Regions from separate parts of the Homo sapiens genome. Here all the other regions are linked to region 2. The links are chromatin loops, found by intact Hi-C in ENCODE. Cell type or tissue: heart left ventricle. All regions are shown on one strand. Region 1 overlaps APBB1IP (amyloid beta precursor protein binding family B member 1 interacting protein). Region 2 has its middle 24 kb from the start of LINC02673. Region 3 has its middle 16 kb from the start of FAM238B.

Evidence for each region. Hi-C counts contacts between places; a loop is a spot of excess contacts. Peaks named below come from ENCODE experiments on the same cell type or tissue, not always from the same donor. Only the 100,000 strongest peaks of a DNase experiment are listed, where the experiment ranks them.
Region 1: a loop joins it to region 2, with 31 times the contacts of the local background. A loop is called at or near these places in 13 of 110 quality-filtered maps.
Region 3: it touches region 2 in a loop (17-fold over the local background); 26 of 110 quality-filtered maps call a loop at or near these places.

The regions. Positions count from the first base shown.
Region 1 is chr10:26,567,587-26,575,586 of GRCh38, reverse strand. APBB1IP (amyloid beta precursor protein binding family B member 1 interacting protein) reads right to left here. Exons shown (of 15, transcript NM_019043.4): 15 at 7,784-8,000. Among named protein-coding and RNA genes, the nearest start is that of LINC03028, 7.7 kb to the left of the region's middle. In heart left ventricle, no CTCF peak of the experiment used is centred here; no DNase peak of the experiment used is centred here; H3K4me3 peaks cover 151 bases; H3K27me3 peaks cover 248 bases.
Region 2 is chr10:27,315,216-27,323,215 of GRCh38, reverse strand. It overlaps the pseudogene ODAD2P1 and the pseudogene RNU6-666P. Among named protein-coding and RNA genes, the nearest start is that of LINC02673, 24 kb to the left of the region's middle. In heart left ventricle, no CTCF peak of the experiment used is centred here; a DNase peak (open chromatin) is centred at 3,215; H3K4me3 peaks cover 709 bases; H3K27ac peaks cover 661 bases; H3K27me3 peaks cover 1,277 bases.
Region 3 is chr10:26,623,150-26,631,149 of GRCh38, reverse strand. No RefSeq gene overlaps it. Among named protein-coding and RNA genes, the nearest start is that of FAM238B, 16 kb to the left of the region's middle. In heart left ventricle, no CTCF peak of the experiment used is centred here; no DNase peak of the experiment used is centred here; H3K27me3 peaks cover 1,974 bases.

The DNA.
Region 1 (8,000 bases), 750 kb after region 2:
TAACTTGGTGCTGTCCCACTGATGGTGAGTGAGTTCTCAGGAGATCTGTTGTTTCAAAGTGTGTGGCACCTCCCTAGCTTGCTCTCTAGTCCCAGTCTCTCCATGTGAGAAGCCTGCTTCCACTTTGCCTTCTGCCATGAATGGAAACCTCCAGAGGCCTCCCCAAAAGGTGAGCAGATGCCAGCACCATGCTTCCTGTAAAGCCTGCAGACCTGTGAGCCAATTAAACCTTTTTTCTTTATAAATGACCCAGCCTCAGGTATTTCTTTATAGCAACAGAAAAACAACCTAACACAGCATGTGTCTGTGCCCCCTGTATTTCTGTAAATATAGAGCTTCAGTCAGATTCAGAATTGATTTATTTGTCAAAAATAATTGAAATACCGAGCAAACATCTGCCTCAGTGAATGGCCACTATTTCTTCTATAACTACATTTATGTTCCATTTGAATTTCACTTTGTGTTATCCCTTTTTTCTTTTTTTTTTTTTTTTGTTTGCAGTTTCATGTTTGTTGACCACTTCCCTCTTTTGATTGTTCATTTTTGTAAAATGTCACGTGAGCGTCTCACTGGGAGACAAAGAGGCAAGACAACGACATACTTTGTTCTCTTTATAAACTCAGTAACAAATATGCAGTGATTGGCAACCTCATAATTTGAAAGAGATGATGGGTCACTGATCATGATTGCATCTGTTATTTATGTTGTGATTTGTGGACTGAAGAGCTCACACAAAGTTTGTACTTTACGTAATTACTCACAGTTAAAATACCATGGCAACTGAATTTGGAACCATGTTGGGGAACTCACGTTATTTAATTAAATCGTAGTTATTGGAACTAGGTGGAGCAGTGATGACCTGCACCTCTTTTTTCCTGATGTTTTCTTTTATATCTGCAATAAACATTTACAGTTTTCCTTATAGACTTTGAAATTGTCTATCAATTCTAAAAATATTTTAGTTCTTGTTGCTCTTCTGAATCACCCTTTATACTACATTTTACAAATGAGCTTCACTGATATATAGTACACAGGACAGTTTTTAGTTTCTCTACTTAATAGCTTTTAATGGATTGCTTGACTTGGTTTTTAAATTTTAAGTAGATACATCATCTGAGAATTTAAAAGTCTGTCTTTTCCATTCAGATATTTGTTACCTTGTTGGTTTTGCTGTTGTGTGCATTGGCTAGAGACTCCAGGATAATGTTGAATAATATTAATTATAATACTGACTTTAATGGTGTATTAGTCTTGTCTCTTATTTTCTGAATTTGATGCTTTGAAATCTGGGCCTTGTTGACCCTGGAGGGACTGCCCCTCTGAGGATAGGCTAATTGCTGGATGTAATAAACAACTTGCCTGCATGCATGACTTTCCTATATAATCCAACCAACCCAGAGTTTATACCCCCTTCTTTCTCATCTCTTCCTCACTCTTTATTCTTCTTTATCTCTGTTTATCTCTTTTGCAGTCTTTATTCTTCCTTATCACTCTGACATTTCTGGCCACTGTTCTGCCTCTCTAATTTCCTCAGGGCCAGATAGCAGCCTCTTCTTTCCAGAAGACAATGAAATATTTAAACTAGCCAATGCTAAGCCTGATTGCCCTGACTTGCTTGTTCCCTCCCATGGAACTGCAATAAAGATTCTTTCCCATGTTTTCCCCCATTCACGTTGCCTCCTGACTGACCTTGATGTTTCCCTGTCCTCCCCCTTGTGGTGTGCTGTGCCCACAGCTTCTAAGGAACTGTGAGTAGTAAAATAAACTACTTCCCTCATGACAGTCATTTCTGTGTTTGTGTGTCTTACCGTTACTGATTAAAACAAATTCTGGGTAGTATGAATGTAAGTGACATTTCTGTTTGTGCTTTATTATTAAATATGTCCTTTGCTGTAGGTTTCAGACACCTTTCATCAGTATAAAAACATCTTCCTCAGATGCTAGCTTCTTATGAAGTTTTAAATTTTGTTAACAAGCAGTGGTGTTGAATTTCATCAAAAGCCTTTTTGATATTTATTGAAATAATTATTTGATTTTTCTCCTATGAGTTTTTCCAATAAAAAATGATACTGATTGAACAATAGGTTAAAATTAAAGTTTCATCAAAGACCGCCAGAATATAATAGCTCTGAAAGTCCAAATCACCATACGTAGGTTTTCATAGCAAATATCCGAGAACCTGCTCCACAACTGTTAATTTCCCCTATTTACTTTAACAATATGAAAGGATGTAGAGTGGAGAAGACTGCAGGGAACTCTTGCCTTGCACTCTCCCCTATCTTGCCTTTGATAGTCATATGTATGGAGAGGAAAATAATGCAAAGTCTCAACCCTGGGTTTAGAGGAGGAATCCTTAGGGGGCCGCCAGGACAACTGACCAAAAAACTCTGGGAACTAACAAGCAGTTATAGCAAGGATGCAGCATACAGGGTTAATGTAGAAAAGTCAATTGCAATTGCTCTTTTAACACCAGCGATGAGCAATTGGAAGTTGAGTTAAAAATATACCATTATGTTCACATTCCTCCCTGCAAATGGAATACTTAGGTATAAATCTAACAAAATATATAAAAGATCTAGTAGGAAACCTACAAAATTTTGATTTAAGAAATCTAAGAAGAACTAAATAAATAGAGAGATAGTCCACGTTTGTAGATATGAAGGCCTAGGATTTGTGAAATGTCAGTTCTCCCCAACTCGCTCTATAGATTCCATGCAATCCCCATTGAAATCTCAACAATTTATCTTGTGGATATTGACAAATTGAACCCAAGGTTTATATGGAGAGGCAAAAAAAAAAAAAAAAAAAAAGGAAACAAGAATAGCCAACACAATATTAGAAAAGAAGAAAATCAGGGGACTAACACCACCCAATTTCAAGATTTACAGGAAATCTACAGCAATCAAGACAGTGTGGTATTGGCAAAGAATAGACAAATAAATCAGTGGAACAGAACAGAAAGCCCCAAAATGGGCTTATACAAACATTTAACAAAAGGGCATAGGTAATAATGAAAAGATAGTCGTTTCAACAGATAGTGCTGGCACAAGTGGATATCCATATGGAAAAACAAAAACAAAGAACCTAGACACAGATCTTGCATCATTCAAAAAATTTAACTTAAAATGGATCAGAGAACTAAGTAAACTATAAAACTTCTAGTAGATAATATAGAAGAAAATCTAGATGACCTTGGGTATGGCAGTGACTTTTTAGATACAACACCACCAATGACATCATCCATGAAATAAATAATTGATAAGCTAGACTTCATTCAAATTAAAAATCCTTGTGAAGTGCAAAATCAAGAGAATGAACAGACAAGCCACAGATGGGGAAAAACATTTGCAAAAGACATATCTGATAAAATACTGTTATCCAAAATACACAAACCATTAAAACTCAACAGTAAGAAAATGAACAGTCCAGTTAACAAAGTGACAAAAGGTCTGAATGACACCTCACCAAAAAAGATACTACATACTGTATGATTCCAACTATATGATATTTTGCAAAAGGTATAATTATGGAGACAATGAAAAAGATCAGTGGTTGCCAGGGTTTAAAGGGGAGGGAGAGATTAACAGACAGAACACAGGATTTTTAGGACAGTGAAACTAGTCTACATGATTCTATAATGGTGGATACATGTCATTGTACATTTCTGAAAACCCACAGATTGTGCAACCTCAAGAGTAAACCCTAAGTAAACTATGGACTTTGGATGCTAATGATGTGTCAGTGTAGGTTCATCAATTGTTACAGTGCTATTTTTGTAGAATTGTGGTAGTGGAGGAGACTGTGCACGTATGAGGCAAGTGGCAAATGAGAACTCCCTGTACATTTTGCTCAGCTTTGCTGTGAATCTAATACTGGTCTAAAAAATAAAGTCTATTTCAAAAAACAAAAACCAAAAATGGATGACTTTAACATAGATTAGATTATGCTGAAGAAAGAATTGGTGAATGGGAATTAAGATCTGATGAATATATCCAGAATAGATAAAGAAATAGAAAATACACACAATTTAGAGATAAAGAAGCTAGTGTTAGACGATTTAACACATTTCATTAGAGTTTCAGAAGAAGCAAAAAAGGAGAAGCAATGTTTGAAAACAAAATAAATTACAATTTTCTGGAATAGTGAAAGGCAGATATTTGTAAATTCAGAAACCTCAATGAATTATCAGACAACTTAATAAAATAAATTCAGAGTTAGACCCACTCTATGCACCAAAGACAAAGAAAGGGTCTTAAAATCATGCAGAGGGGAAACAAAGAGATGACCTAATGGAAATAATAATTTCACAGGTAACTTCTCAACAGCAACAGTGAAAGGGAGAAGACAGTGGGGACAATCCCCTCAAAAAACGAAGAGTTTTTACCATCAATTGAAATTTTACATCCACTGAAACCATCTTTGAAGAATGAGGGTGAAATAAAGATATTCTAGGAAAAAAATACTCAGCTGTACCTCAAATACTAGAAAATATGTGTGTGTGTCTCTGTGTGTGTTTGTGTGTGTGTGTGCGAAATCAAAGTGGTCCAAAGTCCATGTATTTTCTAGTTTAAAGTTGTTTAACTTGAGACTTTGAGTATGGATATTATCATTATAGGTAGCTATTAAAAGAATACATACAGTATATAAGTTTTCAACAAGAAGCCTCAAAAAGAGGATAAGAGGAAAATCCTAATCACATGAAGTAGACAAGAAAGGAAGCAAAAATCCCAGAAGAATCCAGGGTAATAGTAAGTACAAAATAAGATGTTAAAAACAAACTATGTAATCACATTCAGAGTAAAAATAATAGGCTGGGCGTTTTGGCTCATGTCTGTAATTCCAGCGCTTTGGGAGGTTAAGACAAAAGAATTGCTTGAGGCCAGGAGTTAGAGAACAGCCTAGGCAACATAGTGAGACCCCCATATCTACTAAAAAAAAAAAAAAATTAGCTGGGCATGGTGGTATGAGCCTGTAGTCCTAGCTACTTGGAAGGCTGAGGCAAGAGGGTGGCTTGAGTCCAGAAGGTTGAGGCTGCAGTGAGCCATGATTGCACCACTGCCCTCCAGCCTGGGTGACAGAATGAGACCCTGTCTCTAAAAATAAAAAAAAAAAAAGAAAATTAAAAAATTTAAAAAGAATAAACTTGCAGTTAAAAGATAATAATTACTAACTAGATATAAACACAACAAAATCTGCTTATATGTCATTTACAAGTGGCAAATGTAGAACATAAAGGCATGACGAGTTTGAAAGTGCATGAATAGATTTGTCAGGCAAATACCTGAAAAAAGACAGTACAGCTGCATGAGTACAAGACAAAAAGCAGAAAACATTGCATGGTGATGGACGGTTCAATTCACCAGGAAGTCACATACGTAATTTTTGTTTACACTTAATAATAAACAGTGTCGGAATATATAAAGCACAATTTGCCAGAACAATGAAAAGATACTGACAAATTTGCCCTCAGAAGATTTTAAAACATTCTTCTTAGTAATTGATGGATGCGACAGACCAGATAACAGGCTGCAGGCAGAAGATTTGTGCAACATGCTTCACAAGCTTGTTCTAAAGAACATGTATATTGTACCCAAGTACACATAAACCGTCGGTAAAAATGGATCACACATCAAGCCATAAGTCTTAAACACACTTCGAAGCCTCAATTATCATGGAATTGGGTCATTTCAGTATCATACCAGCCAAGATTCCCATGATCAAACAAAATACGAGGCTTAAATGTTCATTCTCCTCCTTGAGGACCTACTGTAAAATCTTAGTTCACATTCTATCATGAACTAAAGTTAAATCATGTTTTCTGTAAACTCTGCCAAATGCTGCGGTTTGTATTGCAGTTGGCCTATTGCAATGCCCCATTAGAAGCATTATACAAGAAATTACTGAGTTTTTATAAGCTGTGATACAGGATTACTGTCCTATATTATTGCTTATATATTATTATTCATAACATATATTATTATCCACGTACTCCTTCTCTAGTTCCCAATTTCACTCCAGTTTTTCCACCCCCTGCACCACATACAAATATCTCACTAAACTTTTCATAAAGAAACAAATTTTGCTGCATTTTCAGGATCTAAATAATCCTACTCAGGTATACGTAATACTTGTACAGACCTTTCAGCCAGACACCAAAGATTGCATTACACTTGAGTGAAAATCACAGAATATTATCCTCATGAAAACTCTCGTTTCATGGACTTGGCTGGCTCTATTTGTCAGCATTTTCTTAACGTAAGTGACTCCATTTTGATTCTGACAATTTTCACACTTCTCTTTGCTGACATCTTTCCTGTATTGTCCCAGAGATCTGCATAATGACCATGATTTAGTTGGGTATCAGAAAAGCAGCGTTTTTACCGCATCTAATGTCAAAGGAACATAATAAAATGAGAACTGGGGAGAGTTACTGTTCATGGGATTAAATTGAATGTAAAGCAAATTTACCTTCTATCCTATTTCAAGCATATGCTCCAGAAAAAATTAAGAGCACCCTGCCAGTTTTAATTACTAAATATTTTGGTTTTAAAACTATTCTTTTTTTTTTTTCATTTTAAAGGTTCATTTAAACTGCAGGGGTGTCCAATCTTGTGGCTTCCCTGGGCCACACTGGAAGAATTGTCTTGGGCTACATATAAAATGCACTTACATTAGCGATGATAGGTGATGAACAACAACACAAAAAGTTGAGAAAAATCTCATAATGTTTTTGAGACAGTGTCTCGCTCCATCTCCCAGGACAGAGTGCAGTAGCATGATCTCAGCTCACTGCAGTGTCTGCCTCCTGGATTCAAGGGACTCTCCCATCTCAGCCTCTGGAGTTGCTGGGATTACATGCATGCGCCACCACACCTGGCTAATTTTTGTATTTTTAGTACAGACAAGGTTTTGCCATGTTGGCCAAGCTGACCTCAAACTCCTGACTTCAAGTCATCCATCTGAGTCCACCTCCCAAAAATGCTAGGATTATAGGTGTGAGCCACCACACCCTGCCAAGAGCTATAATATTTTAATTTGTATTGGGCAGCATTCAAAGGGGTCCTGGGCCACCTGCAGCCCATGAGTTGACACAGCATGATTTAGAGCTTACTTTTCTCCAAATATTAAAACATAGCATTAATTAGCTTCCTTTATTTAAAAAAATGCATTATGATTTTCCACTCATTTTAAGAAGATTTTGAGTTTTACAGTTTAAAAAAAAAAACCCCACAAAAATACAAAAACAAAAACAGAGCGATGTAAATAAAACTAAGAAAATGTAAAAGGCCTATCAGAAGCCAATTTGAAAGAGAAGAGATATAGGTACCAAGAACCTAGGATAAATTGGGCATTAAACTTATCTCTGAGGGAAAACATTTCAGGTTGAAGAATATATATATGATTGCCTTTTCCTGCCCCTACATTTTTATTTACAGGATACTAACAGCATTGTAATAACAGAGAATTCAAAAACTATCTAAATAACTATTTTTTTCAATTACTGTTATTCAAGCATTATAAAAGCAAAACCAAAACAGCCAGTGTCCAGGACTCCAATCAATCAAGCCACGGAATCTCAGAGAAAGGAAACAGGCTCTGCTTGTCATGTTTTCTCGTTTTCCTCTCTCGATTTTCCTGCAAATTCTAAAGGTTATAGAGATAGACATGAAAGTCTATCTGAGGTCACCAAGACTTAAGAAGGCATGGGATGTTGAAAGCTATTTTTAATTATAGTGTTGATCTCAAGATAGATTGACCCAATAATCTTTCTAGAAATACCGTCTTCCGGAAAAACGTTTAACTTTTATTTGATGCTTCTGAACATAATAAAATAAATGAACCTAAAACAGCGCTTTAGGCAGCTTGGAAGGGAAGATACATTCCATTTAGGTTAAAATACATGGGAACGATATGTACATTTGGGCAGATATTCTGAACTCTACTGGGTTAATGGTTATGCCTGTACTTGAGCACATCAGTGAGAAGTTTCCCATCACATT
Region 2 (8,000 bases):
CAAAGATCAATGGAGCTCAATAAAAAGCACAGAAACAACCCGAAGCTATAAAGAATTTCCTATATAGTGAAAATGACATTTCAAATCAGTGGAGAAAGGTAGCATTATGACAATTTGCTCCACTGTCTGGAGTAACGCCAATTTATTCCATCCAGGCTTAAGTGAACTAAATATCAGTTACAACAGCAATTTTCTATCTTCCTCAAATGAGTAATAAAAACAGGCTAATATGGGCCATATGGCCACATTTAGCCCTTTATATGTTCCCTTAAGACCATGATGTATTATAAGGTAGCATCCTGGGGGAATAAATGTGTACTCAATCAAAAAATGGCAGATTTTAACATTCATACCAGAAAACCAGACAATATGATTATAAGTGGAAGATCAACAGTATGTTTTCTTCTTTTGTAGGAGAGCCTCTGTGTGGAATTAACTAGATTATATAATTAACGCAATATCCTTTATAATGTTCTAACATTGGTATGGCAGGGGCAGCATATCACGTTCCATTAGTGGTTATCATTTTGTACCACTTGATGCATATTCTGGCAAGATAGCTGCTTGGGCAATACGTGTGTTCACCAGCCATGGAACAAAAAAGGCTATTTCAGGCATATTCAACCCTCACCTATGTGATGCTTTAACAAGCTAAGAAGTCATTGACTAAAAACCCCAGAGAAATCTCAGGAAGATCAGTACTGGCAACATTAAATTCTTTAGAATTCAGTTTTGCATAAGACTATGAAATCCACAAAAACTTCTAACCTTTCACTGCAAATGTTTGAACCTATTCTCTCAATAAATGTTCTTACCAGAGTAAGATAATTCGGATAATTTATTGATCATTTATCTAGTAACGTCAGGATGAGACGTTTTACACAGTACTGTGAACCAAGACGCAGTAATGCATAGGATTATTTATTTATTTATTTGGAGACAGACAGTGCCTCACTCTTTCATCCAGGCTGGACTGCAGTGGCACGATCACAACTCACTGCAGCCTCGAACTCTCGAACTTCTGGGCTCAAGCAACCTTCCCCGCCTCAGCCTCCTGAGTAGCTAGGGCTACAGGTACACACCACCACACCTGGCTAATTTTATTTTGTAGAGACAGGGTCTTGCTTATGTTGCCTAGGCTGGTCTCGACATCCTGGCCTCAAGCGATCCTCCCACCTCGGTCTCCCAAGGTTCTTGGATTACAGGTATGACCCACTGTGCCTGGCCTGGTATTATATTTACAATTTCTTTGGCTATAAAACCTGGTACTATTGTAGATATTATGTTTTAAATACTACCATCAATACGGCAAGAAAATGTCTTCGAGGGTAGCTAACACTCCAACATCAAAACGACAACCTTGATCACTTTCAGTTACACATAGGCCATTTTTATACATCTGTACTGGCTCTTTTCATTTGTCTAAGGGCAGCAAAATAGACTAAAGTTGTTTTCAGACTGCATAAGAGAAGTCTGTTCTTTAGCAGTTACCTGCACAATTCACATAATGTTTTTAACTTCCTCAACTCATGCTTGGCCTAGTTGTGTCAAAAGAACTACTTGTGAATTCCATATGTCCAATTGGTAGGTTACTGTTTTTTCTCAAGAGTTTAGCTATACAGTAATGTTGAAAGTCTTGAGGAACTTCATCTGCTGACCCTACTTAGCCTTGCAATACTACAGCACCTTTTTATTTATTTATTTATTAAAGACAGAATCTCGTTTTGTCACCTAGACTAGAGTGCAGTGGCGCAATCTCGGCTCACTGCAACCTCTGCCTCCTGGGTTCAAGCAATTCTCTTGCTTCAGCTTCCCAAATAGCTGGGAATACAGACATGCACCACCATGCCCAGCTAATTTTTGTATTTTTGGTAGAGGTTTAGTAGAGGTTTCACCATGTTGGCCAGGCTTGTCTGGAACTCCTGACCTAAAGTGATCCACCCCTCTCGGCCTCCCAAAGTGCTGGGATAACAGGCGTGAGCCACCCCACCTGGCCTACAGCATCATTTTAAAAGCAACATTTTCTGTTTTAATGTGGCCAAGCAATCTCTATATGAAAATGGCCTGACAAAATTGTGTAGTGCCATACTTGCCAACTGTGTGAGCTTGAGTGTGATACTTATTTGACAATATGGTATTTCCTCTATGTGTTTCCTTATCTTTAAAAAATAAAAAAAGGACAAATGATAATGTCTTAGTCATAGGATTGTCAAGTACAATCTGAGTGCTTATTGCTACACTCTACTTGGCAAATTATACCTGTTGGATGTTTCTTAACATATAAACCTAATCTAAACCAGGTAAGCTACAGGTACTTATTAACAATCTTTGCTTGTAAAGCACTTTGCATATTTTTACATACTATTCTTCAAGATGCAAAAAACACCATCAAACTGGCTTATTTTCTCAGATGTCTTTACATGGTCTATGATGTCTTCATTCCATAAAAAAACCCACACGATTAAATATGAAATTAATGTACCCAGCTATGAGGCTATCGCATTCTTTAATGCAAGAAGAATAAGAAAATACATGAATCAGAGAACTGCAGTTACGTACTTGCTGGTCTGTTTCCTCATTAGAGTGAATTTTTTGAGGACTAAATTGCATTTCTGTATCTCTAATGCTTACCCATTATCTCACTGGCTCTGTGTGTTTGAGTGCATGCGCTGAGTCCTTAATTATATCACTTATTTTCTGTTAGAAACACGCTGTCTCTCAGCACCGGAACAGCACCCGTAGATCTGGCCTTGGAGCTAAGGAAAGAAGGTCTCTCTAACCCATAAGGGGTACCAATCCTGTACAGACCCCGATATCTCCCGGGCTGGGTACACGCAGGTTCACACCCAGGTGTGAGCGAGATTGCCAAACTATACCTATAAGGCATTCAGAGGAGAGAGTCCAAAAGTCGAGAGAACGGACTAATTTAGCTAATTTCACAATAGCCCTGATCGTGGTCGGACTTGTTCCTAGGAAGATGCGAGAGGCTGGCCCTTCCTTCAAGAGCAGATTGCAAAAGGCAGCAGACCAAGTCAAGGCAGGTCACTGCCAAGAGAAGCAGAAGCGGAAACCATCGCCTCTGGCTTAGGCTGCAGAGCGGGAACCCGATTCTCTGAGTCATGTTTCTACCTAAACACGGAGAACAAAAGAGTTAGTGACTGTAAGGGTGGCGCGCCGTGCTATTTCTTGCTACTGAATGGTCCCCACTGGGACATTTTTGCTATGATTGCAGGCGTGGCCAGTGCCCCTGCACGGATTCCGGGAAGGGGTGGGGATAGGAGGTTCGCCCCGGGGAAGGTCACGCTCGGCGGACCCCGGGCTGGGCCTCCCCTCGCCCCTGCCCCGCCGCCTCCCCAGAGCGGCCGCTGTCCCCGCTGGCTGCGGACGGGCGGGCGCCAGAGGTCCCCAGTGCTGGCAGCCTGGTCGCACGCGGGGAAGAGCGAACCGCGGCCCTGGGCGCGGCCGAAGCGCCACTACTGTCTCCTCAAACTATATCTTTTCTTCAAATAAGGAGGAAATTCTTTCGCAAGACAAATAATGAGAAAAACACACTCAAAAATCACATTGAATCAGTGTTTGAAAGGAAGACAGAAAATACTCAGTTTGACTAAACTGTGTATAAAATACCACCTTGTTTAGTTATTTTAGGCAATACCAAACCTTTGTTTTAACCAATTAAAAAAAATCTTGGCCCAGTATGGTGGCTCTCGCCTGTAATCCCAGCACTTTGGGAGGCCAAGGTGGCTGGATCTCTTGAGCCCAGGAGTTTGAGACCAGCCTGGGTAATGTGGCAAAACCCTGTTTCTACAAAACAAAATTCAAAACTAAGCCAAGTGTGGTGACATGCACCAGTAGTCCTAGCTACTCAGGAGGCTGAAGTGGGAGGATCCCTTGAGCCTAGGAGGCGGAGGTTGCAGTGAGCCGCTGGACTCCAGCCTGGGCGACAGAGCCAGACCTTGTCTCAAAAGAAAAAATATATATATTGGCTGGGCACATGGTTCATGCCTGTAATCTCAGTACTTTGGGAGGCAAAGAGGGGAGGATCGCTGGATCCCAGGAGTTTGAGACCAGGCTGGGCAGCGTAGCAGGACCTCATCTCTAAAAAAACAATAATAATAAAATAGCCAGGCACGGTGGTGCACACCTGTTTTCTTTTCCTTTGCAGCACTTATCTCCTAATATTCGATATAACTTATTTGTTTTGTTAATTTGTCTCTCCTACTAGACGTAAGCATCTTGCGGCCACAATTATTTTTCCTGGTTTTTTTTTGTTGTTGTTGTTGTTTCCATTGCTGTGCCCTTAGCACTTAGAACAGTGTCTGGCACACAATGAGCACCTAAGTACTCAATAAATATTTAATAAATATTTGTTGAATGCATGAACTCTGCAGGGAAAAACAGGTACAAACCTGATAGAGACAAGGGTGGGAGCAAGATGGCTTAATGAATATCATTTTATATCACTTTGATTTTGAACTATATAACTGTATTACCAATATATTTTTAAATTAAGGAAACCATAGATGGAATGTAAAATTTTTATCTTTATTGAAACAATATTTTTGCTACCGGGGTTAATAAAATCACTATATACCTTGACTTCCATCTGGAATCTTGTTGTACTGAAAACAGGGTCAATTTTAGATTGGAGGAGTTGGGGGAGAGGAAGGGTAGGAAGAGAAATATATTTTGTCTTCCAGCAAATACATTAGAGACACAGAAATGTTTAAAATGTTGTCCCTGGCTTCCAGGAGCTCAATGACTAGTAGTTGGATCAATCAGTATTTAACGTTCAATATAATACTAATGTACTCAGAATATTATTCTTGCTTATTCATATATATACATATGATATTTCAATTTAAGCAATTATAAACATTGCAAATTTTTCTATTTATTCTTTATTGCTGCATTAAAAAAAAAGCAACCATGTTCCTTTTTCTCTTCAGTCGAAATTCAGAATAAGAGACCACGCAGTAGATAGACAGAGATTAAAATATCAGCTTACTACGGATAAAAGCTAGCCTGGAGAATATGGCTCAGGCGGTAGATAAAGAGGCATGATGATATGTTACATGCAAATGAATATCAATCAACTGTTGGAGCAAAATAAAAACTGTACTAACAGTTATGCAAAGATTCAGAGAATATATCACCTATCCATCCTGTTTGGGCAAAACACTTAAGAAAATAATCAAGACAGGGACTTGAAGATGGAACCATGAAAAAAGGGTGGTGGTGAGCAGAGAAATGGGGGAGTGTCAAAGGCAAAGACACTTTAAACAGAACAGATACACTTCAAGGGAAAAACTAATAATCTGAAGTTCAAAATATTAAACTATCTCAGCAAAATCTAGCAGCTACGTAACTAGATGCAAAACATAAAAACATTCTAAAGGTCTCATCTATTGGGATGAAGGGGAAAGCAATGGACAAATAGAATCTTAGTGAGGAAAAAATCGAAAAACTTGTTTTCCCATGAAAGTGGCAAATAAAGAAGATAACTATGAATGGAATTGTAGAATTGTTTTTCAGTCAAGTTTCCAAATCAACAGCAGTGTGGGGTATCGGGGAAAAGAGTGGATTTCAAATCAGAAAAAGATAAGAAAGTCTAGGGGAGGCCAACAGTAAAATAAAGATGAAGCACAATGTAAGACAGAAGGAATAAATCACATATATCAATTGTTATAATAAATGTGATCAGTCTGCGTACTTCTATTAGGACGGAAACTATCACATTAATCAGAATATGTTTATACCATGTTTGTTTTTATAAGAAGAACACTTTAAAACAAATAAAGATAGGTAGATAAAGGTAAAAAAAAGGTGAGAACAAAGCAAACTCAACAAAAAGAAAGCACGAATGGCAATATTAATGTCAGGTGAATTGAAATCAATAGTTATAAGTATAAATCAGAATAAATAGAATCATTGTTAAGATAAAAGCTATTTTTTGAAGAAAATATAAGTAAAAAATCTGTATGTACAATAATACACAGTAAAATGTGTACATTTTAAACAATTAAAAAAAAAACTTGGATAAAAATATAATTAAAGTAGGAGCTTTTAATACACATCTCTTAAGAACCTAACTTATCTCTGTAATCCCAGCATTTTGGGAGGCCAAGGCAGGCAGATCACCTGAGGTCAGGGGTTTGAGACCAGCCTGGCCCACATGGTGAAACCCCGTCTTACCAAAAGTACAAAAAAATTAGCTGGGCATGGTGGCAGGTGCCTGTAATCCCAGCTACTCGGGAGGCTGAGGCAGGAGAATAGCTTGAACCTGGGAGGCGGAGACTGCAGTGAGTAGAGATTGCACCACTGCACTCCAGGCTGGGTGACAGAGCGAGACTCCGTCTCAAAAAAAAAAAAAAAAAAAAAAAATTGTTTTACTTATTTATACAAAAGTATTATATAAAATTTTAGGGACCATAATTAAAAACATATTTTTTCAGATAATATTTTCTGAGATTATAAACTACCTATAACTAATTCTGAATTATAAACTAAAAAATTGAATCAAAGCTATATATATATATGTACACACACACATATGTATATATGTAAACACATCCTATTTCCACATTGCTTTTTTAATTGCTATTGTATGATCAACATTTCCATAACCTTATGGTAGCACCACCAAGAGTAGTTTACTATCAGAAGTCTTACCTGGATTGCTATTTTGAGGATTTTTAGATATCTTTTGTTTATATTCCAAAAGACATTGATGAATGCTATGTATAAAAATGTAATAAATAAAATTACTATTTTAACATTTACCAAATTTTCCAAATTTATTAAGTTCTTAGACTATTTCAGACAATATCAGAGCTAACAGCAGAACATTACTTATTCCAGAGACTTTAAGTTTGTAAGCTCTAGGAACTTATTAAGCTGCTAATAAAAGAAGAAAGAAAGTAAGATGAAATACTCATGAATTGAGGTCAGCATAATTCCGTAAATTAACTAGAGTTAGCTTGGCATAATGGAAAATGTCCTTAATTCAGAATAAGTCCTAGTGTGGTAACCAACAGGTATTTTTTCTTGAACAAGTTGCTTGTTAGGCTCAACGTCTTCTAAAAATGAGAATTTTAGAGCCTGATTTCACTAGCTTATTATAAAGATTCAACATGATAATGTTTTTAAAATGCTCGAATAAATAGTGAAGCAATGAAATACCTTGTTGTTCAACCTTATTGCTGAAACTATTTTAAAATTCCCAATAAAATCCAATGTTTTGGCCTGGTGCAGTGGCTCATGCCTGTGATGCAAGCACTTTAGGATGCTGAGACAGGATGACAACTTGAGCCCAGAAATTCAAGACCAGCCTGGGCAACATAGGGATACCCTGTCTCTACAAAACATAAATAAATTTCAAAAAAAAGTTTCTTCGTAGGTTATAATGTTCAAAAGTTGCACTTTTCTGTTATTAACTCCTACTTTTGGTTATTAGATGTTCTATTCTTTGTGGCTTGTAATTCAAGGCATCTAAGCTATTTTATAATTTGTAATGAAATTTATTTATAAATATATGAATTCATTAAATTGGATAACCTGATTAGCCTCTATTACTGAGCTCATCAATCACACCAAGGGCAGAAAACTAATAGATGTCAGCATCTGGCTTGGACTATTACTACTCTTTATCTACCTCCTGAAACTCTGAATCAACAAATCTTTGTTAGAATGATGCTTAGTCACTATGCTCATTTCCAGCTGCTGTGGAAGAAAAAACGCTACCTTTATTTTTTGTAAGTTCCACAAGGAAGATGCAAGTTGGTATTTCCTCATTTCTGAGATGCACTAACAGCATATTGCACACAAGATCCTATGTGTTACCACATCTCATTTCATATATCACCTTGCATCAATATTTCTTGTATGAAAATCACAACTGCAATACTGGGTGACAACCATTTTGCTTTGACTCACACCATTTCCTTGGAGCTAGTTAGAAAGTAGTCACATGCCCTTTTGGAAACTGCAAGAAATATACA
Region 3 (8,000 bases), 690 kb after region 2:
CTCATGAAAGTGAAAACACTATTTCTTTCTGAAATAATAGGCAATAATGGCTCTATTAAACTAAGGAGCTCTCAGTTAGGTCAAATCTGTAATTATATTTGACCAAAAAATGTAGACCAAGACTTTAGTTTAAGATTTAATAGCAGTTTCTTATTTACAGAAATTAGTGTAAGTGTGCTCTTTGTCTGTGATAGTCACATACAGTTAGCTTTTCTCAGCTACATTTTCAGCATTCACCTGGGAGTTAGAAAGAAAAAACAAGTACACTCACGTGTTAAAATCAAGAGAGTCATTGACTAATTCTGTATCTTCTGGATAACACATTCAGCAATCTGATCATACCCAACTGCCAATGTCTGGTTCATAAGATTATGAAGCAGAAATTCCTAGATAGTTATTCTAGGAAGGCACCTGAAAGGACTGGAAATTGTTTTAATTCCTCAAAATGCTTTGTATAATCCTGGATTCTAGTTGAATTTTTTATTTTGTTGGGGGAAATTTTGAGTTGTTTTATTTTGAAATCCTCTCAAGGGTATCTTAAAGGGCTTTATAGAATAATTTTTGTAACAAGCCCTTAGACAAAAGAATTAAGAGCATTGGGATCATGAATGAAATTCAAGGCCAGCAATCAAAGCAAGTTATAGGCCAGGATTGGTGGCTCATGCCTGTAATCCAAGAACTTTGGGAGGCCGAGACAGGCAGATTGCTTGAGCCCAGGATTTCAAGACCACCCTCGCCAAAACGGTGAAACCCCATCTCCATGAAAAAATGCAAAAATTAGCCAGGTGTGATGGTGCATGCCTGTGGTCCCAGCTACTTGGGAGGCTGAGGCAGGAGGATTGCTTGAGCCCGGGGGGCGCAGGCTGCAGTCAGCCGACATTGCCCCACTGCACTACAGTCTGGATGACAGAGTGAGACTCTGTTTCAAAAAGAAAGCAATTTGTAAACTAACATTTTATAAAAAGTGAAAAGCAATAATTGTTGAAATATCTGTACCTTGGTTAAGGCTAAAACCAGAGTCTACCCCACCACCAAAAGAACAACAGAGATCTACCAATGCAAGTCACTAATTCATCAGATGAGCAATGCATGGGGATGCACCTGGTCCCATAAAGTTAGCAATTCTGATAGATCATATCAGAAAGTTCAAACTGAAAATTTTTTACTTATTTTGGTCTCTGGTTCAAATGGATGCTGTGAGTGTTGTGAAGCATTAAAGCAAGGCAATATTAATTTAATTAATACTTATGGAGCACTTGCTACATGTCAGCCTCTAAAAAGACAAAAAGAATTAAGACACAATATATGATCTAAAGGAGTTTACAGCCTAGGGAGAAAGACAAAAATGAACTAATGACTGATGAGATGAGGAAGGGCCATTCCAGGGGAGTTGGGGAGGTCACAGCCAGATATGCCTCAATGTACCAGATGGGGAAGGAAGAAACGCAATGCAGTGAGTGCTGAACATGCTTTCAAGGAGCTTGGCTGTGAGGGGAAAAGAGAGGACCATGCTACAGAGATAAGCAGAGTGGAAAAGGGCTTTTTTAAAATTCTGTTTGCTTTTAAGATTTTAAAGATATTTCTTCACATATCTAGGTTATGGGAAGGCACCGATAGAAGCAGAGGAGACAAGAAGAGGAAGAGAGGGAGAGGGAATGAATATTTGATGGAACATCCTGGGATAGGTGAAAGAGAGCTGAACAACTAGATAAGGTCTTAAATTTATGTCTTCTTTTGGCTTAAGAAATGTCAAAATCGAAATGTTTTACTTTGTGACCACTGTTTTCAAAATGTAATTCCAAAATAAACTCTTAAGAAACCTAAATATTTTGAATAAAATGAAGTTCATGTACCTCTAATTTAAATGCAAAACAATATAATATTACTTGAAGGAGACAAATGACATATGGGATGATAATAAATATGACTCTTTTAGATTTCGTAAAATAATTTAAAAAAAAAAGTGTGTGGCACCTCCCCCGCTTGCTCTCTAGTTCCAGTCTCTCCATATGAGAAGCCTGCTCCCACTTTGCCTTCTGCCATGAATGGAAGCCTCCTGAGACCTCCCCAGAAGCTGAGCAGGTGCCAGCACCATGCTTCCTGTTAAGCCTGCAGACCTGCGAGCCAATTAAACCTTTTTTCTTTATAAATTACCCAGCTTCAGGTATTTCTTTATAGCAACAGAAAAACAACCTAACACAACACGTGTCTGTGCTCCCTGTATTTCTGTAAATATAGAGCTTCAGTCAGATTCAGAATTGATTTATTTGTCAAAACTAATTGAAATACCAAGCAAACATCTGCCTCAGTTAGTGGCCACTATTTCTTCTATAACTACATTTATGTTCTACTTGAATTTCACTTTGTGTTATCCCTTTTCTTTCTTTCTTTTTTTTCTTTTTTTGCAGTTTCATGTTTTTTGACCACTTCCCTCTTTTGATTATTCATTTTTGTAAAATGTCATGTGGGCTTCTCACTAGGAGACAAGGAGGCAAGACAGTGACATGCTTTGCTCTCTTTATAAACTCAGTAACAAATATGCAGCGATTGGCAACCTCATACTTTGAAAGAGATGATGGGTCACTGATCATGATTGCATCTGTTATTTATGTTGTGATTTGTGGACTGAAGAGCTCACACAAAGTTTGTACTTTACAAAATTACTCACAGTTAAAATACCATGGTAACTGAATTTGGAACCATGTTGGGGAACTCACGTTATTTAATTAAATCATGGTTATTGGAACTAGGTGGAGCAGTGATGACCTGCACCTCTTTTTTCCTGATGTTTTCTTTTATATCTGCAATAAACATTTACAATTTTCCTCATATAGACTTTAAAATTGTCCATCAATTCTAAAAATATTTTAGTTCTTGTTGCTCTTCTGAATCACCCTTTATACTACATTTTACAAATGAGCTTCACTGATATATAGTACACAGGACAGTTTTTAGTTTCTCTACTTAATAGCTTTTAATGGATTGCTTGACTTGGTTTTTAAATTTTAAGTAGATACATCATCTGAGAATTTAAAAGTCTGTCTTTTCCATTCAGATATTTGTTTATGTTAGCGGTTTTGCTGTTGTGTGCATTGGCTAGAGACTCCAGGATAATGTTGAATAATATTAATTATAATACTGACTTTAACGGTGTATTAATCATGTCTCTTATTTTCTGAATTTGATGCTTTGACATCTGGGCCTTGTTGACCCTGGAGGGACTGACCCTCTCAGGATAAGCTAATTGCTGGATGTAATAAACAACTTGCCTGCACGTATGCCTTTCCTATATAATCCAACCAACCCAGAGTTTATACCCCCTTCTTTCTCATCTCTTCCTCACTCCTTATTCTTCTTTATCTCTGTTTGTATCTTTTGCAGTCTTTAATCTTGCTCATCACTCTCACATTTCTGGCTACTATTCTGCTTCCCTAATTTCATCAGGGCCAGATAGCAGCCTCTTCTTTCCAGCAGACAATGACATTATTCAAACTAGCCAATGCTAAGCCTGATTGCCCTGACTTGCTTGTTCCTTCACAGAGAACTGCAATAAAGATTCTTTCCCATGTTTTACCCGGTTCCCGCTGCCTCCTGACTGACCTTGATGTTCCCCTATCCTGCCCCTTGTGGTGTGCTGTGCCTACAGCTTCTAGGGAACTGTGAGTAGTAAAATAAACTGCTTCCCTCATGACAGTCATTTCTGTGTTCGTGTGTCTTACCATTACTGATTCAAACAAATCCTGGGTACTCTGAATGCAAATGACACCTCTGTTCATGCTTTATTATTGAATATGTCCTTTGCTGTAGGTTTCAGACACCTTTCATCAGTATAAAAACATCTTCCTCAGATGCTAGCGTCTTATGAAGTTTTAAATTCTGTTAACAAGGAGTGGTGTTGAATTTCATCAAGAGCCTTTTTGACATTTATTGAAATAATTATTTGTTTTTTCTCCTATGAGTTTTTCCAATAAAACTGATACTGATTGAACAATAGGTTAAAATTAAACTTTCATCAAAGACCGCCAGGATATAATAGCTGTGAAAATCCAAATCACCATACGTAGGTTTTCATAGCAAATACTTGAGAACCTGCTCCACAGCTGTTAATTCCCCTCATTTACCTTAACAATATGAAATGATCTAAAGTGGAGAAGACTGCAGGGAGCTGTTGCCTTGCACTCTCCCCACCTTGCCTTTGATAGTCCTACGTATGGAGAGGAAAATAATGCAAATGCTTAACCCTGGGTTTAGAGGGGGACTCTTCAGGAGGCCACCAAGACAACTGACCAAAAAACTCCTGGAACTAATAAGCAGTTACAGCAAGGATGTAGCATACAGGGTTAATATAGAAAAGTCAATTGCAATTGCTCTTTTACACACCAGCGATGAGCAATTGGAAGCTGAAGTTAAAAAGATACCATTTGTGTTCACATCCCTCCCTGCAAATGGAATACTCAAGCATAAATCTAACAAAATATATAAAAGATCTAAAAGGAAACCTACAAAATTTTGATTAAAGAAATCAGAGAAGGACTAAATAAATAGAGAAATATTCCATGTTCACGGATAGGAAGGCCTAGCATTTGCGAAATGTCAGTTCTTCCCAACTTGCTCTGCAGATTCCATGCAATCCCTATCAAAATCTCAACATTTTGTCTTGTGGATATTGACAAATTGAATCCAAAGTTTATATGGAGATGCCAAAAAAAAAAAAAAAGGAAACAAGGATAGCTAACACAATATTAGAAAAGGAGAAATTCAGGGACTAACACTACCCAATTTTAAGATTTACGAGAAATCTACGGCAATCCAGACAGTGTGGTATTGGCAAAGAATAGACAAATAAATCAGTGGAACAGAATAGAAAGCCCCAAAATAGACCTATACAAATATTTGTCAAAGGGGCAAAGGTAATAAAGAAAAGATAGTCTTTTCAACAGATAGTGCTGGCACAAGTGGATATCTACATGGAAAAACGAAAACAAAGAACCTAGACACAGATCTTACATCATTCAAAAAATTTTAACTTAAAATGGATCAGAGACCTAAGTAAACCATAAAACTTCTAGAAGATAACAGAGAAGAAAATCTAGATGACCTTGGGTATGGCAGTGAATTTTTAGATACAACACCACCAAAGGCATCATCTATGAAATAAATAATTGATAAGCTGGACTTCCTTCAAATTAAAACTCTTGTGAAGTACACAATCAAGAGAATGAAAGGACAAGCCACAGATGGGGAAAAACAGTTGCAAAAGACATATCTGATAAAATACTGTTATCCAAAATATACAAACCCTTAAAACCTAACAATAAGAAAATGAACAGTCCAATTAAACAATTGACAAAAGATCTGAATGGACACTTCACCAAAAAAGATACAGGTGGCTAATAAGCATATGAAAAAAATGCCCAACATCATATGTCATTAGGGAATAGCAAATTAAAAATGATACCACTACATACCTATTAGAATGGCTAAAATTCAAAACACTGGCAATACCAAATGCTGACAAGGATGTGGAACAATAAGAACACTCATTTATTGTTGGAGGGAGAGCAAAATGGAGCAGCCACTTAAGAAGGCGGTTTGGCAGTTTCTTGCAAAATTAAACACACTTTAACATATGATCCTGCAATTGCACTCCTGTTTGCCAAAATGAGTTGAAAACTGATATTTACACAAATCTCTGCACACATGTTTCTAGCTGCATTTTCCATAATTGCCAACATTTGGTGGCAACCAAGATGTCCTTCGCTAGGTGAATGAATAAATGAACTGTGGTACATTCAGACAATGGAATATTATTCAGTGATAAGAAGAAATGGGCTGTGTGCAGTGGCTCATGCCTGTAATCCCAGCACTTTGGGAGGCCGGAGCAGGTGGATTGCTTGCGCCTAGGGTTCATGACCAGCCTGGGCAACATGATGAAACCCTATCTCTACTAAAAACACATAAGTTAGGCAGAAATGGTAGGGCACATGTAATCCCAGCTACTGGAGAGGATGAGGCCAGAGAATCGCTTGAACCCAGGAGGTGAAGTTTGTCATGAGGTGAGATTGTGTCACTGTACTCCAGCCTGGACATCAGAAGGAGACACTGTCTCAAAAAAAGAAAAAAAAATGAGCTATCAAACTGTGAAAAGATAAAGATATGGAGTACTATGCTTTGAATATGGATTGGCCCTTCCAAAATTCATGTTTAGTCTTGGTTCCTAATGTGGTAGTGCTGGGAGGTGGTTTAAGAGGTGGTTAGGTCATTAAAATGGATTAATCTCTTTCAGGGTTAGTTCTCATGGGAATGGATTAGTTATCATGAGAGTGGGCTGTCATAATCAAGGTTACCTCTCCTGGTTGGTCGCTTTTTTGCATGCACCCACTTCTCATTCTGCTTATCCCCCATTTTGATTTGGAAACTTGACTGAAAAACACTTCTACAATTCCACTCACAGTTATCTTCTTTTTTTTGCCACTTTCATGGGAAAACAAGTTTTTAGCTATTTTCCCTCACTAAGATTCTATTTGTCTGTTGCTTTCCCCTTCATCCCAATAAGATGAGACCTTTAGAATGTTTTTATGTTTTGCATCTAGTTACGTAGCTGCTAGATTTTGCTAAGATAGTTTAATATTTTGAACTTTAGATTATTAGTTTTTCCCTTGAAGTGTATCTCTTCTGTTTAAAGTGTCTTTGCATTTGACACTCCCCCATCCCCCATTTGGAGACATTTCTCTGCTTACCACCATCCTTTTTTCATGGTTCCATCTTCAAGTCCCTGTCTTGATTACTTTCTTAAGTGTTTTGCCCAAACTGGGTAGATAGGTGATATATTCTCTGAATCTTTGCATAACTGTTAGTAGAGTTTTTATTTTACTCAACAGATGATTGATATTCATTTGCATGTAACACATCACCGTGCCTCTTTATCTTCCGCCTGAGCCATATTTTCCAGGCTAGCTTTTATCAGTAGTAAGCTGACATTCTAATGTCTGTCTATCTACCGTGTGGTTTCCTATTCTGAATTTAGACTGAAGAGAAAAAGGAACATGGCTGCCTTTTTATGCAGCAATAAATAATAAATAGAAAAACTTGCAATGTTTATAATTGCTCAAATTGAAATATCATATGTATGTTTATGAATAAGTGTGAATGATATTCTGAGTACATTAGTATTATATCAAATGTTAAATATTGATTGACCCAACTACTAGACATTGTGCTCCTGGAAGCCAGGGACCACATTTTAATCATTTCTGTGTCTCTAACATATTTGCTAGAAGACAAAATATATTTCTCTTCCTACCCTTCCTCTCCTCCAACTCCTCCAATCTAAAATTGAGCCTGTTTTCAGTACAGCAGTACAACAAGATTCCAGATGGAAGTCAAGGCAGAGTGATTTTATTAACCCCAGTAGCAAAAATACTGTTTCAATACAGATAAAAATTTTACATTCCATCTGTGGTTTTCTTCATTTAATTTAAAAATATATAGGTACTACAGTCACATAGTTCAAAATCAAAGTGATGTAAAATGATATTCATTAAGCCATCTTGCTCCCACCCTTGTCTCCATCAATTTCGTACCTGCTTTTCCCTGCAGAGTTCATTCATTCAACAAATATTTATTGAGTACTTAGGTGCTCAGTGTGTGCCAGACACTGTTCTAAGTGCTAAGGGCACAGCGATGAAAAACAAACAAACAAAAAAACAACAGGAAAAATAATTGTGCCCGCATGATGCTTACTTCTGGTAGGAGAGACAAATTAACAAAACAAATAAGTTATATCGAATATTAGGAGATAAGTGCTATGGAGGAAAAGAAAACAGGTGTGCACCACCGTGCCTGCCTAATTTTTTATTTTTTGTAGAGATGAGGTCTTGCTATGCTGCCCAGCCTGGCCTCAAACTCCTGTGATCCAGCGATCCTCCCCGCTTTGCCTCCAAAGTACTGAGATTACAGGCGTGAGACATGTGCCCAGCCAAGACTTGTTTTTTTTTTTT